Linked DNA regions of Mus musculus: all the other regions are linked to region 3. The links are chromatin contacts, found by POLR2A ChIA-PET in ENCODE. All regions are on one chromosome and are shown on one strand. The core of a region is the stretch at or near the end of the contact, and the rest is flanking DNA. Distances in the headings are between cores, read along the strand shown.

Region 1 (4,295 bases), core at 1,434-3,933, 110 kb before region 3:
CTGTCACTGTCCTATGCCATTCAAGAGCAAGCCTCTTCAGTGCACAGTGGTCTCACCAGCTTCCCCATGGCCTGCCTTCTCACACAGCCTCTGTCCTAGCAGTGTCTGTTCTCAGTTCCTCGGCAGCATGAGATCTGCACATTTCATTGCCTGAATTTTATGCCTTATTGCAAAACTAAGAACCATGGCAGCAGCACTTAGCAGAGCAGATAAATTCTGTGACATATTAACACTTTCAAAGCAATTTATAACAAAAACCATCATACTAACACAAATGAGTATTACAAATTTCATATCATAAAATATGTGCACAGATTAATTTTGTCCTAGAAATATTCTCCTCTTCTTTGGGCCCTGGTTCTTGCCATGGAATGCTGTCCGTACCTTGTTTCTTTTTAAAATTTGTTTTTATATGTATCTTTGCCTACATTCATGTAAGCATCTATTTCCTCACAGTTACTGAGACAATAGATCTACTTGGGTACAGCAGTTATTCAAAACTAGACAAGGGCTGGAGAGATGGCTCAGTGGGTAAGAGCACTGACTGCTCTTTTGAAGGATCCAGGTTCAATTCCCAGCACCCATAGGACAGCTCACAACTGTAACATTAGTTCCAAGGAATACAACATCCTCACAGACATACATGCAGGCAAAGCACCCATGCACATACAATAGAAATAGAGTATTAAAAAGGCTAGACCAAGCAGCTCTCCTATGAATGACACATTTCTTTCCACAGACCTGATTTTGTTGCTGTTGTTCTGAGACAAGGTCTCAGTAGATATCTCTGGCTGACATGCCATTCACTCTGTAGACCAGGCTGGCCTCACACTCACACACCTGCCTCTGCCTCCTAGATGCTGGAATTAAAGGTGTGTGCTACCACACCTAGCTTGGATTCATTTTGTATTTTTAATGATTTATTAATCTTTTATATATATATGTATGAATGCTTGGTCCTTTCAGAGGCCAGACAAAGGTGTTGGGTCTCCTGAATAATTATAGGAAGCTGTGGCCACCTGGTGTGAGCGCTGAGCCCTGAACCAGGGTCTTTTGAAATGCAACAAGTGCCCCTAGCGTTGAACTGTCCCTCCAGCCCATGTACCTCTGATGTGGGCACAGGTGCCTCTGTGGGTGGGCTAGTCCTTCTGAGGAGGGGCTGCTGTCTAGCTCTGCTCGAGCCTTTTCCTTGTAGTTTTAATTTTATTAGAGCAAGAGTTTGAACACACCTGCAAAAGAAACTGAGTAGAAAATGTCACCAGCTGGGTGTGGTGGCGCACGCCTTTAATCAGAGCACTCGGGAGGCAGAGGCAGGCAGATTTCTGAGTTCAAGACCAGCCTGGTCTACAAAGTGAGTTCCAGGACAGCCAGGGCTATACAGAGAAACCCTGTCTCGAAAAAAACCAAACCAAACCAAAACAAAAAAGAAAAGAAAAGAAAAGAAAGAAACAAAGAAAATGTCACCAGAGAGGGGCCAGCAAGATGGCTCAGTGGGTAAAGGAACTGGCCACCAAACCTTAAGACCTGAGTTCAATTTCTGGAACCTACTTCCACAAGTTGTCCACTACCCCTTCTCCATACACACAGAGGCCACGGCATACGTGTGTGTGTGTGTGTGTGTGTGTGTGTGTGTGTGTGTGTTTATGAGCATGCGCACACACGCACAAAATGTATAAAAAAATTTAATGTCACGAGTTTTACAAAATGTGCCAAAGTTTAGTTATGTTTCTATTGTTTCGATGGGACTATGGAGTGATAGCAAAGTGGTCACATAGGTATTAATAGAGACAACAGCTGTCATCTGCTCTAAGAGCTGACTATACAGCTGGCTCCAAACTCCAACTGTACCAGCTGCACAACCGAAGTTGCTTAACCACACTGTCTGTCCTTGCTGTAAAATTGGAGTTGTGGTTGTCATTACTGCTTCATCTGTTGATACCATGTCAACGTTGTTATCATAGAAACAAGCTCAGCTGCTATACACCAGTCTGGGAACAAACAACTGACTCTTGATAAGAACCTCATTTAACTGATGGGCACAAACCATACCAGGGTGTGCCAGAGTCCCGCCTGCTGGCTGTGTGCATCTGGCAGGCCAGGAAGTCAGTGAGTTTTACACAAGGAAATGGCAGGCGACAACGCTTTCCTGAGCTTGTTCCTCACCTGTCACCACTCCAGGTTAGACCCCAGAGGATTGGATGACAGATACCCTGGCATCCCAGAAACTGTTATTCAGTGAGCATTTCCCAAACTCTGACGGCAGGATTGATGATGCACTAGAACGCAAGCCCTTCAGAGGCAAAGACCCACCTCTCTGATCTTACAACGGGCTATGGCAGGCCCACATGCCTAAGCTCTGAAAGGAGTCAACAGTGGCCGCCAAGTTCCGAGCAAGGCCAGTGTAATTAGTCCCCTTCCAAGGCGTGTGTGTGCACGTGCGTGCATGTGTGTATGTGTGTGTGTGTTGTGTGGTCGCCCCCTCTCCAGCTTCTTCTCTCTCTCTCTAACCACAGAACCAGCAGAGGCCATGCCAGAGGCAGGTACTGCGGGGAAAGGCTCCATGTGATAAGCTCTCCTACTCTTACCCAGAAACCTGTTCCAGGCAGTTCCTGCCAGAAGTGCAGTTAATCATTCACCCAAACCGCAGGAAGGAAGGAAAGAGTGCTCCCCTACGAGCTCTGAGAAGAGTGCTCCCAGGGAGATCTGAGAGCTCTGAATGGCTCTAAGGCCCAGCTCTCATCAGTGAGGCTGACAGGCGGCCTGGGGCACAGACCCACTCTCTCTTCTCACCCTAACTCAGGCTGACCTCTCTCAGGGACTTAAAACTCAACTCCTCCAATGCCATCACAGAAGGGTAGAATCCTAATGGAGGGAATGAGGGAGGGAGTGGCAGTTGCCAGGCAACCAGTCTAGCCCACCCTTGTTTGCTCTGGTGGTGGCAGCAAAGGTGTGGTCAGAGTATTTGGCAACTCCCTGGGCTGCCAACAGCAGTTTCTCTGAGTTGGGGCAAAGCTGTGGTCACCTGGAAGCCTCTTCCACCCAGGAACCCTGAAGTCTGAGGCCGGAAGGACAGCCTGACTTGCTTTGTCCTCAGAAGATTCAAGACTATTAACAGAAAACCAGGTAATGACATCTTTCTTCTTCTCCCACTCCCCAAACGGCTGCAGCCCCACACTCACCAGCTCCACTTCCGTAATATGGCAAGGCCTCCTGCTCCCAGCTGCATCCAAGGACACTCAGCCACGCTTTCTTCCTATCCACCACCAAGACTTTTTTAAGATTTATGTGTGTGCTGTTCTTACGTATGCATTTCCACACAGGCACTCCTGGTATTTTCAGAGGCTGGAGATGGTGTCAGGCGCCCTGGAACTGGCTTTGTGGAAGACTGTGAGCTGAGCAGCCAGGGCTGAAATAGGGTTTTCTGTTCTCAGCCGGCCTGGATCCCTGGGCTCAAGTAGGAATTCAGCCTTCTGTGGAGCTGAGACTTAAGTCACCATCACCCAGCTAGGCTTATAGACCAAGCTCTCAAAATGCCTCCCAAACATCTGGGAATTGGGACAATAAGAATAGGAGACCTACAGGTGTACACTTTAGGTTCTAGCTAGGAAGGCCTCAGGGACAGGAGAAATATCAGGCTCATAGCAGAGTTTTTCAGAGACTCTAGAGGTAGCCCTCAGCAGCTTCTAAGCAGGAAATCCCATTTCCCACTTTTTTTTTTTTTTTTTTTTTTTTTTTGGTTTTTTTTGAGACAGGGTTTCTCTGTGTAGCCCTGGCTGTCCTGGAACTCACTCTGTAGACCAGGCTGGTCTCGAACTCAGAAATTCACCTGCCTCTGCCTCCCAAGTGCTGGGATTAAAGGCGTGTAACCACCACACCCGGCTATTTCCCACTTTTTGATATTAGAGACTTTGAATCCAAAGACTCATCATCCCCGCAGGGTTGGCTAGCTAGCTGTGTCGAGCTGTCCAGAAGGTGTCATGGATAGCACCACTGGGCACAAGGACTTCAGAGCTCTCTGCACTCAGGGCCTCTTGTCTCCTCTCTTCCAGATTTCCATGGGCCAAATGGTACCACCAAGGAGCATCCAGAATGAAGACTTCTGGAAGAACCCGTGGGATGTGGGGGGCCTGACAGTGATTGGCTTGTTCACCTCCACGTTCCTGCTCTTCGTCTTATTTGCTGTTGTGTTTGGGTATGTGGAAAAGGCTGTGTTTGAAGAGGAGTGATCCGTCTCCTCCGGGTCCTAGAAGGCAGCAGAGAGAGAGGGGCTGATCTGCTCAGCCCCGACCAGCAGT
Region 2 (4,353 bases), core at 22-2,521, 69 kb before region 3:
CCTATTTTAACAGTTTCATATAAATGAGGCTTATTGACAACCACTTGGGCTGGGTCATTGTGTTATGAAGGCCTTCCTTGCGTGATAGGATGCTTGACAGAGTTGCAGCCTGCCGATAAGTGTCCCTTTGAGAGCAGAGTTGCCCCAGGCTGAGCGCCTGGTGGATCATTGCTTTCCTGCCTGGCTTTCCCCTTAAGCAGGTTCCTTAGAGGTTGCACGCACACTGCTGAGAATAGGTGTTCCTTTACATTTGTCTGTTTTGACGAAAGGACCTCTCGATGTAGCCGACATAGTCTGTTATTTGCCCTCTCGTGGCGGGCACAGTGCACTGTCACCTGCGTAGGGTGAGTACTCTTCTCTTTGAGGAGTGGGTGGTAAGTCAACTCTTCAACAGGATGGCTTTCAAAGGACTAGCCAACTCACGGGCTTCTCCAGTGCTCTAGCTCCTGACAGCTGCCTGCCCCACGGGCCTGGAACAGTATTGGGTGTAGTCCAGGGGTCTTCAAATCACTCAGGAGCCCCTTCTTACAGCCAGTTAAGTATTCTGCAAGTGTCCTCGGCCCCACTGGGCTTTCTGTCCCTGTTCCCCTGCCGTAGTCTGAGTCCCTGGAACTAGCTACTCTGCTTAGGTTCCCACCTGGTGGCCATGGATACTGCAGATGTTTTCTGACAGAGGCGTTAGCAGGATGTGACTCATGCTGACAACAGGCTTTGTGGATAGTAAATGGAGCTACCCCTAGCATAGCCAAGGCATAGGCACTGTGGCAAGTGTCTGCGGGCACACTGCTGACACTTCCTGAGATGGTTAGGGGCTCTGGCCGCTCTGCAGAGCAGCTGTTCTCTGTACTGGGCACATTCTAGGACTCAGGGAGGAGGCACTCAAGTCTGTCCTCAAGTCTCTGAAGTATACTTTTATTTTGTTGTCCAGCATATGTCACCTTCTTGTCACTTATTTCCCAGGAATACTCTTGTTTCTACCCCAATTTATGAGGCTCCCTCCTCCTCCATACTCTCTGTCACTTATGTCCCAGAGGGTGGGGGGTTGCTACAGTAACCGTGGCACACCCTGTTTTTCTAAAAAGCTTTCCTGGCAAATGGCAAAGGGCATTCTTTGTCTGTGTCACGTGCACATATACCCTCTGTGGCCCAGCGCCTGCCAAGCCTTGGTTTTGTTATGAATGTTCACAAAATGCCCTAGCCAGCTCTTTCCACCCGCTTCCACTCTGGGCTGGCCTCTGCAGACTGAGCTCAGACCTAGACCAACGTCTTACCCCAGGGCTAAGAAAAAGGAAGAAACCAAGATTTGGCTTGACTGCCTGCCAGAGCTGGGTAGTGCCCTGCCTGAGGGCCAGTTGGGAGGTGGCAGAAAGGCATGGTGCAGCGGCAAGTGTGTATCCTATCCCCCTTGTGGGGACTGTTCTCGACTGCAGTTGCATCTCAGGCCACAGCATGACCTTTGATCTGTCGCCCAGCCTGTGCTCTGGGTGTGTCTAGTTAAAACCACTGACATCTACGAAGCCCAGGCTGTACTTATGCTTTAAGACTGCCTCAGGCCTGACCCCTGGCCTCAGTGTGTTCATAGTGTGCACAGGCCCGATCCACAGTAACTGTCCTGGAAGTCATTAGAGTCTCCAGGGTCTTGAAGGCCTTGTCTTACTCAGCACAGGGATGGTAACTATGCAGAGATCAAAGCACCTTATCTGCTAAGAAGAAAACATTAACCCATGCTGGGTGCACAGTGCACACTTGCAATCCCAGCCAATCGAAAGGCTGAAGCAGGAGAGTCCCTTCTAGGCCAGCCTGGGGCCCTAAATGAGGGGTTTCCCCCTACACACACCTAGTTTTTCTTTTTTGTTTGTTTGTTTTTCCCTTTTGTTTTGTTTTAATCTCTTAAGACCTGGAATTATTTTAGAATCATGACCGTAGGGGAGGCTCAGCAGGTAACACATTCTGCTCATAGACAGGACCCATGTCTGGGGGTTACAACCTCTGATAAATGTCACCTCCAAGGGATCTGATGCCTCTCTGGACTCCTAGGGTACCACACACAGACATGCCTATAATTTTTAAAAAGTAAAATCTTAAAAAGAAAAAAAAAAAAACAGCCTTGGACTAGAGACCAGGAAGACCATGCCACCCTCCGCCTTCCCCCAGACCCCCACCATGCCACCCTGCACCTCCCCTAGCCCCACCCCCGCCACCCTGCGCCTCCCCCAGCCCCCCCCCCCCGCCATGCCACCCTGCGCCTCCCCCCAGCCCCCTGCCATGCTACCCTAAGCCTTCCCACAGACCCTCTTCAGCTCTCTAGAGCTGTTCCTAGGACAGGCTTAGAGAAGGGCCTGGCACACAGTAGGTCCCCCTGCTGGGCTAGATGCTATTGGTGGTGGCTTTTTGGTGCTTGCCTTCCTCCTGCCCCACCCTGTGCTGTCTGCCACTGTTTGCACATTGTATGGTTCTTTTCATGAGGAATGTTTCAAAGAGCATGACAGAATCTTACAACAATCAGCCCATTGTCTGTGTGCTCCAGAGCCGACTCTGAGGTCCTGGGGTGGCCGGAGGCTGTCAGGGAAGGGAATGGGGAGAGAGGAGGCGAGGCTTGGGTGGGCAGTGTTCTGAGGGGATTGATTGCCCTCGGGAGTTGTGGTTCTTGTGTCAGAATCAGGCCTTTTGTTCAGGTCTTTTTATGCACAAGCTATTTGGGACCCAAAACCTTAACACAGTTTCTTATAGCCAAGGCAGGACAGACCCAGACCAACCGGAAAGGGCAGTGCCAAGTATGAAGCTGACACATGTCTCTAACAGCTCTGAGTTCAGTGTCTTCCACATTGGCAACCTGAGATTGAGCTTAGGCAGGACTGAATTTATACTGTAGAAACTGGTAAATGCTTTGGATGGTGGCTCCTCCCCTTTCCCTCCCCCAGCGCTTCTCCAGGCATGCTCTTTCCCTAAAAGTCAGTCTCTGGAGCTTGGTAGGATGTGTTATTTACATGTGTCCCCTCCACCTCAGCTTCCCTTCTCCCAGGTTGACACGTAGCTGGCCATTGAGATCAGCTCAGGGAACACTCTCCAAGAAGCCATCGGCCACCTCCCCTTCTGCTTTCTGCTGAAATTGCTTTGTGCTTGTGCTTTTATGGCCCCTGGCCTTTCCTCTCAACACAAGGTTCCCTCTGCTTTCTCAACAGCCTCCTTTTCTGAAAGGGTTCGCAACATGTCACCCGATGAAATCAAGATCCCACCAGAACCGCCTGGCAGATGTTCAAATCACCTACAAGTAAGCACAGGTCTGGCTGCTGAGGCCCATGTGGCTGAGATGGCCTGGGCTTTGTCTGCTTGTGCTGTGTCCTTCAGAGGCCATGGCAGGGAAAGGGATCAAGTCACGATGCTGCTGGGTAGGCAGGAGCCTGCAGTCTCAGATACTTCCTTTAAGCCAGAACTCAGGAATTGACACCCATTGCCACACCTGCCATATGCTGTCCTCTTGTGTCCCTGGTCTGCCCTCACTGAGCCAGGGCACTTCTCAGGGAAATTTGCCAAGAAACTGAGGATCCTTCAGGATGTAAAACAAACTGCAGACGTGTACCATGTAGCGCTTAGATGTGTACCATGTAGCGCTTAGATGCGGTTTCCGTCCCTGTGTTCCTGATGCAGCAGCTTCTGCCCTCAGACCTGACCTAAGGCCTTAAGCGCCTGAAGAACAGAAGCTGTTCATCTGTGCAGTCGACCCATGGGACAGAGCTCAGTACAACTGAGAGTCCACCTGTGTGGTTGCTGCTCCTTGTTCCTCTGTAAGTTCCCCCGAGAGTGGGATGTTTCAGTTAACAGCAGGGCAGATGCGCAAGGCTGCATGACTGTGGACCATTTCCACAGCCCTGCCTTTGATCCCAAAGCTTCTTCTGGGCGCCCCCAGCTGTATAACAAGCCCATGGCACCACCCAAACGGATGCATGACTAATGGGTCCTCGGGCTGGAATGCAGCAGTCCAGGAGAGGGCCAGAGTCAGGACTAGGGCACAGCACGGATTTTCTTCCTTTCCCAGAAGTCTCCTCCCTTGGCTAAGTTGTCTGCCTCCCTCCCCTTTACCCCCACCCCAGGATGGCGTCAGCCTCCATGCCAGACAAGTTCAAGCCTGTGAGGACAGTACCAAGCAGAAGCAGCCACCCCAGCACAGCCACCCCAGCACAGCCACCCCAGCACAGCCACCCCAGCACAGCCACCCCAGCACAGCCACCCCAGCACAGCCACCCCAGCACAGCCACCCCAGCACAGCACAGCCACCCCAGCACAGCCACCCCAGCACAGCCACCCCAGCACAGCACAGCCACCCCAGCACAGCACAGCCACCCCAGCACAGCA
Region 3 (4,469 bases), core at 476-2,975:
AACAAATGCAGTCTAGTCAGGAAATACCAACTGGACTAAATTACACACACCTTAATGACAAGACTCCCCACCACTTGTGAATGTAAAACATTTAATTTAAAAATGTTGAACACTACAATATATAAAATAGCTATTATAAATGCACATAGTGTATTCTATAGCTGCCAGGTTTACTTTTTTTTTTTTAAAGGAAACTGTTACACTGTGGCTAAAACTTGTATCTTCAACCTTTGAAAAAGCCCACATTCTATCACAGTGATGTATGGTTAAACACTTGGATCAAGTCATAACCAGTTTTATTGCAAAAGGACCCTGTACACATTTATCAATTCTAGTACCTTAATAGCTACCCAACAAGTCATTAACATACAGAAACATGCATCATGAAAAGCAAGAAGTATCACCCATCCCTTCTGCGTATTAGCAACTTGTCACTCCTGAGCCACAGTGCTCACATCACTGAGGTCTGTGAACAGTCAGTCACTCTTCCCATTCATCCTGAGTGAAAGATGGAATGACTTAAGTACAAATGCAACATATTATAAACAATTTCTTACAAAAAAAGTCACAAATTAAACCAAAGTATTTTACAGAATTTACTACAAAATGCCATAAAAACCGCTTCAACTTAAGCTCTCTCCCCCCGTATCCGGCGAGCCAACTGGATGTCTTTGGGCATGATGGTGACTCTCTTGGCGTGGATGGCACACAGATTGGTATCTTCAAACAACCCCACCAGGTATGCTTCGCTAGCCTCCTGTTGAGGACAAGAGCAACAGCATTAACACTCCTACTGGAGCAATCAAGCCGCCGCCCCGAGTGCCACCAAGCCTTTTGTCCCTTTACCTGAAGGGCACCGATGGCTGCACTTTGAAACCTCAAGTCGGTTTTGAAATCCTGGGCGATCTCCCTCACCAATCTCTGGAATGGCAGCTTCCGGATGAGCAGCTCAGTCGATTTCTGGTAACGACGGATCTCTCTCAGAGCCACGGTCCCTGGCCTGCAGTCACCAGAAGAAGGAAGGCGTCAACGGTCAGGGAGAAGGGAGAGAGCGCCCGCCCGCAAGCCGGCGGCCAAGTCATTGTTCCCAGCCCTCTGCCTACCTGTAGCGGTGAGGCTTCTTCACCCCGCCGGTAGAGGGCGCGCTTTTCCGAGCCGCCTTGGTGGCCAGCTGTTTGCGGGGGGCTTTCCCACCGGTGGACTTCCTAGCGGTCTGCTTGGTTCGGGCCATTTTTTTTCACCTGCGAGACAAGCGACGTTCAAGGCCAGGTCACCGGGCTCCGGCTGCCAGGCGCCCCTCCTCGCCGCAGCAGATGGCGGCCGCCGCCTCCTCCCCCTCCCCTAATGACTCAGGCTGCGCCGGGCTGCGGCCTCCCCCGGGAGGGGGAGCGCGGGGAGGAGCAACTTCCCGCTCCACGGGCGGCCGGAAACACCGCGGCGGGACCTGTGAGTCACCACCGGGAAGCAGACAGGACGGAGGTGGCGGAACGCGACCGAACTCGACCTCCCGGGCTGCCTCACCGACCAGACCGTCGGCTGCCAGCGACCGCGGTCCTAAAAGCCAGGGAGGCTCCGGCCGCCGGCAGAGCCGCGAACTCACCCAAAGCCGAGTCTGGGGCCCTTGCTGAGACCGAGGCGACGCTGGAAGCGCTCGAACAAGAGCCGCAATCGGCGAGCAGAACGGGCAGATACTCCACCAACGAACGACCAAACCGCTCTGCGCTCCAAGCCCCCCGACGCCTCCATATTTATAGAGACGCTGCACGCTGCGTCAGTGCGTCACAGAACCCTGATTTGCATACACCAACGACTTTTTCGATTGGCGGGAGCTTTCGCCGACGCGCTGACATCTCCCGACACAAAGGCCGTACTTCGGGGCCGTTTCCTGATTGGCCGGTGTTCAGGCCACTGATTGGCTGTTACAATTGCTTCAGGATTGGCTGGATGCAAAGAGGAACAGACGAATCAGAGTTTAGCACTAGGGAGCTCTTCTGATTGGATAAAATGGAGCTATGTTTGGATCCTTCTCTTGGTTCCAAAGCTCTACAATAGAAAGTCAATGCAAATGAATTGCACTAGTCTCCTGGAATTTAAGAAAGTTGGGTCGGCAAGAGTCTACGACTTTTTTGCATCAAGAGACCATTTTAGAGAGATTTTGCGTAAATATAATAATAGTAATTATTACTATTATTTTAATGTAGGATGAAATTATTCCCTGAATAATTTACTTTCTGTAATTTTCATCGTTTAATATAGTATGAGAAATGTAATCCAGTCAGTCATCTTACAGCATATAGTGTTTTGTGCACTGTAAATGCATACACATTCTAAAGCATAAAGCAATTGTTTGATGGGGAAGGGTAATAGACACAAAGAATCAAAATTCAAAAAAATTATTTCCGAGTTGGGTGGTGCTGCAGGCCTTTAATCTCAGCTTTTAGGAAGCTCAAAGGCAAGCAGATTTCTGTGAACATGAGGCCAGCCTGATCCACAGGGGGTGGGGGGTTCCAGGCCAAGCAGACCTACCTACAGAGATCTTGTCTTTTATAAATCCTGGTTTGTTTGTTTTTTCTCCAGGACTACATAAACCAAGCTCCAGGTGCATGAAGGTAATATCAGAGATGGAATCAGGATCCAAAATTCAAGGTCATTCACAGCTACTTAAGTCAAGGCCAGTCTAGGATATATAAAACAGTTTCAAGAAAACAAAAAACAACAAAAGGGGACTGTTCCTTGCATCCTAGCGCTCTGGAGGCAGGCAAAGCCATGTGAGTTTAAAGGCAGGACCACACCAGCAAAAGCTACCCAGGGAGACCGTGTCTCAAAACAAAACAACAAATACCTATTTTTGCATGTTTAATTCAGGCCATCACAAAATATTTTATTTCAATGTACTTAGAGTTAATAAGAAGTTGTCAGGCATGCTGGCACACACATTTCTTTAATCCCAGCAACCTGGAGACAGAGGCAGGTGGCTTTGAGGCCAACCTGGTCTACATAGAAATTACAGAATAGCCAGAGCTACTTAGTGAGTCTCTGTCTTAAAAACCAACCAAAGGGGGCTGGTGAGATGGCTCAGTGGGTAAGAGCACCCGACGGCTCTTCCAAAGGTCTGGAGTTCAAATCCCAGCAACCACATGGTGGCTCAAAACCATCCTAACGAGATCTGACTCCCTCTTCTGGAGTGTCTGAAGACAGCTACAGTGTACTTACATATAATAAATAAATAAATCTTTAAAAAAAAAAAAAAAAAAAAAAAAACCAACCAAAGAAGTAGTAATTACCTGCTTGTATATTTCTTGAACTATTTAATTCGACTGCATGAAATAAATACACCGGAAGAGTAACAACCTCAAGAGGGTGTCATGTCCATAAGGAGAAGATAATATAAAAAATGGGTGTCCTTGTGTAATATTTGGTAATTATTACTTATGTCAAAAACCTGACAGATTTTAGAAAGATGTCTGAATGTTTTGCCTGGTTGGTGCCCGTGGGAGTTAGAATAGGGTACTGGATTTACGGTTGGTTGTGAGCCACCATGTGGATGCTGAAAATTGAATCCAGGTCCTCTGCTAAAGCAACAAGTGCTCTTAATTGCTGAGCTATGTCTCCAGCATTATAAAAATACCACTTTTGGGGACAGGGATTGCGGTTGCAAGTTTGAGTTTGAGGCCAGCTTAGTCTACAGAACAAGTTCCAGGACATCCAGGGTTACATAGAGAAACCCTGTAAAATCCCAGTCTTTATCTTGTTTAATGAATTATCAGTATAATGAAATATTCAAATATAAGACAACAAAGCAAGTCTAAGTGTTACCAGTCAAAGCCCAGAAAAGTGAGACCTACTGCCTGCAAGTCCCCATCTTCCTGCCTTGGTGCCTCCAGAGTGCTGGGATTTCAGATGTGTCAGTGAGGACATGTGCCTACTCCTTTCCCTTTGAGACAGGGGTCTCACTCTGTAGCCCAGGCTACCCTGAAAATCACTATGTATTCCAGTATATCTTGATCTTGTGACTATCCTCCTGCCTCATTCTTCCAAAGGATGAGATTGTGAGATCTCCCACACTTGGCTCTGGAGTCCTCTTAACAAGTACCATACAGCTTTAATTATTAGACCTAAGCTGTTACTGTTTTTGGAGATAGGTTTTCATGTAGCTGAGGCTGACACATCTATCTATCTATCTATCTATCCATCCATCCATCCATCCATCCATCCATCTCAGGGATCTGAGTGCTGTGGTTAAAGCCCTGTGCTAACACACCTTTCCTTCCTTCCTTCTTTCTTCCTTTCTTCTTTAAAAAAAAAAAAGATTTATTTATTTATTTATTTAGAGACAGGGTTTCTCTGTATAGCCCTGGCTGTCCTGGAATTCACTTTGTAGACCAGGCTGGTCTCAAAATCAGAAATCTGCCTGCCTTTGCCTCCCAAGTGCTGGGATTAAAGGCCCGGTTTTCTTCCTTCCTTCCTTT

What was found. ChIA-PET counts read pairs that join two places held with the same protein, here RNA polymerase II (POLR2A).
Region 1: POLR2A ChIA-PET joins it to region 3 with 18 read pairs in embryonic stem cell. The contact joins the promoter of Smim6 here to the promoter of H3f3b in region 3. POLR2A ChIA-PET finds 5 or more read pairs at or near these places in 4 of 5 experiments (Patski and embryonic stem cell).
Region 2: POLR2A ChIA-PET joins it to region 3 with 30 read pairs in embryonic stem cell. The contact joins the enhancer-like site here to the promoter of H3f3b in region 3. POLR2A ChIA-PET finds 5 or more read pairs at or near these places in 4 of 5 experiments (Patski and embryonic stem cell).

The regions. Positions count from the first base shown.
Region 1 is chr11:115,909,334-115,913,628 of GRCm38, forward strand. Smim6 (small integral membrane protein 6) reads left to right here and starts at 2,684. Exons shown (of 2, transcript NM_001162998.1): 1 at 2,684-3,123; 2 at 4,050-4,295. The coding sequence starts at 4,056. The coding sequence ends at 4,226. All of the region lies in intron 7 of Recql5 (RecQ protein-like 5), which reads right to left.
Region 2 is chr11:115,954,179-115,958,531 of GRCm38, forward strand. Sap30bp (SAP30 binding protein) reads left to right here. Exons shown (of 11, transcript NM_020483.3): 5 at 3,183-3,271. Among named protein-coding and RNA genes, the nearest start is that of Gm39474, 14 kb to the left of the region's middle. Within about 2 kb of position 1,272, at least 1 of the 3 ENCODE cell types and tissues checked has a DNase peak (open chromatin) inside an H3K27ac peak, as active enhancers do.
Region 3 is chr11:116,022,779-116,027,247 of GRCm38, forward strand. It overlaps H3f3b (H3.3 histone B), which reads right to left and starts at 1,726. Exons shown (of 4, transcript NM_008211.3): 1 at 1,601-1,726; 2 at 1,104-1,241; 3 at 847-1,000; 4 at 1-757. The coding sequence starts at 1,231. The coding sequence ends at 629.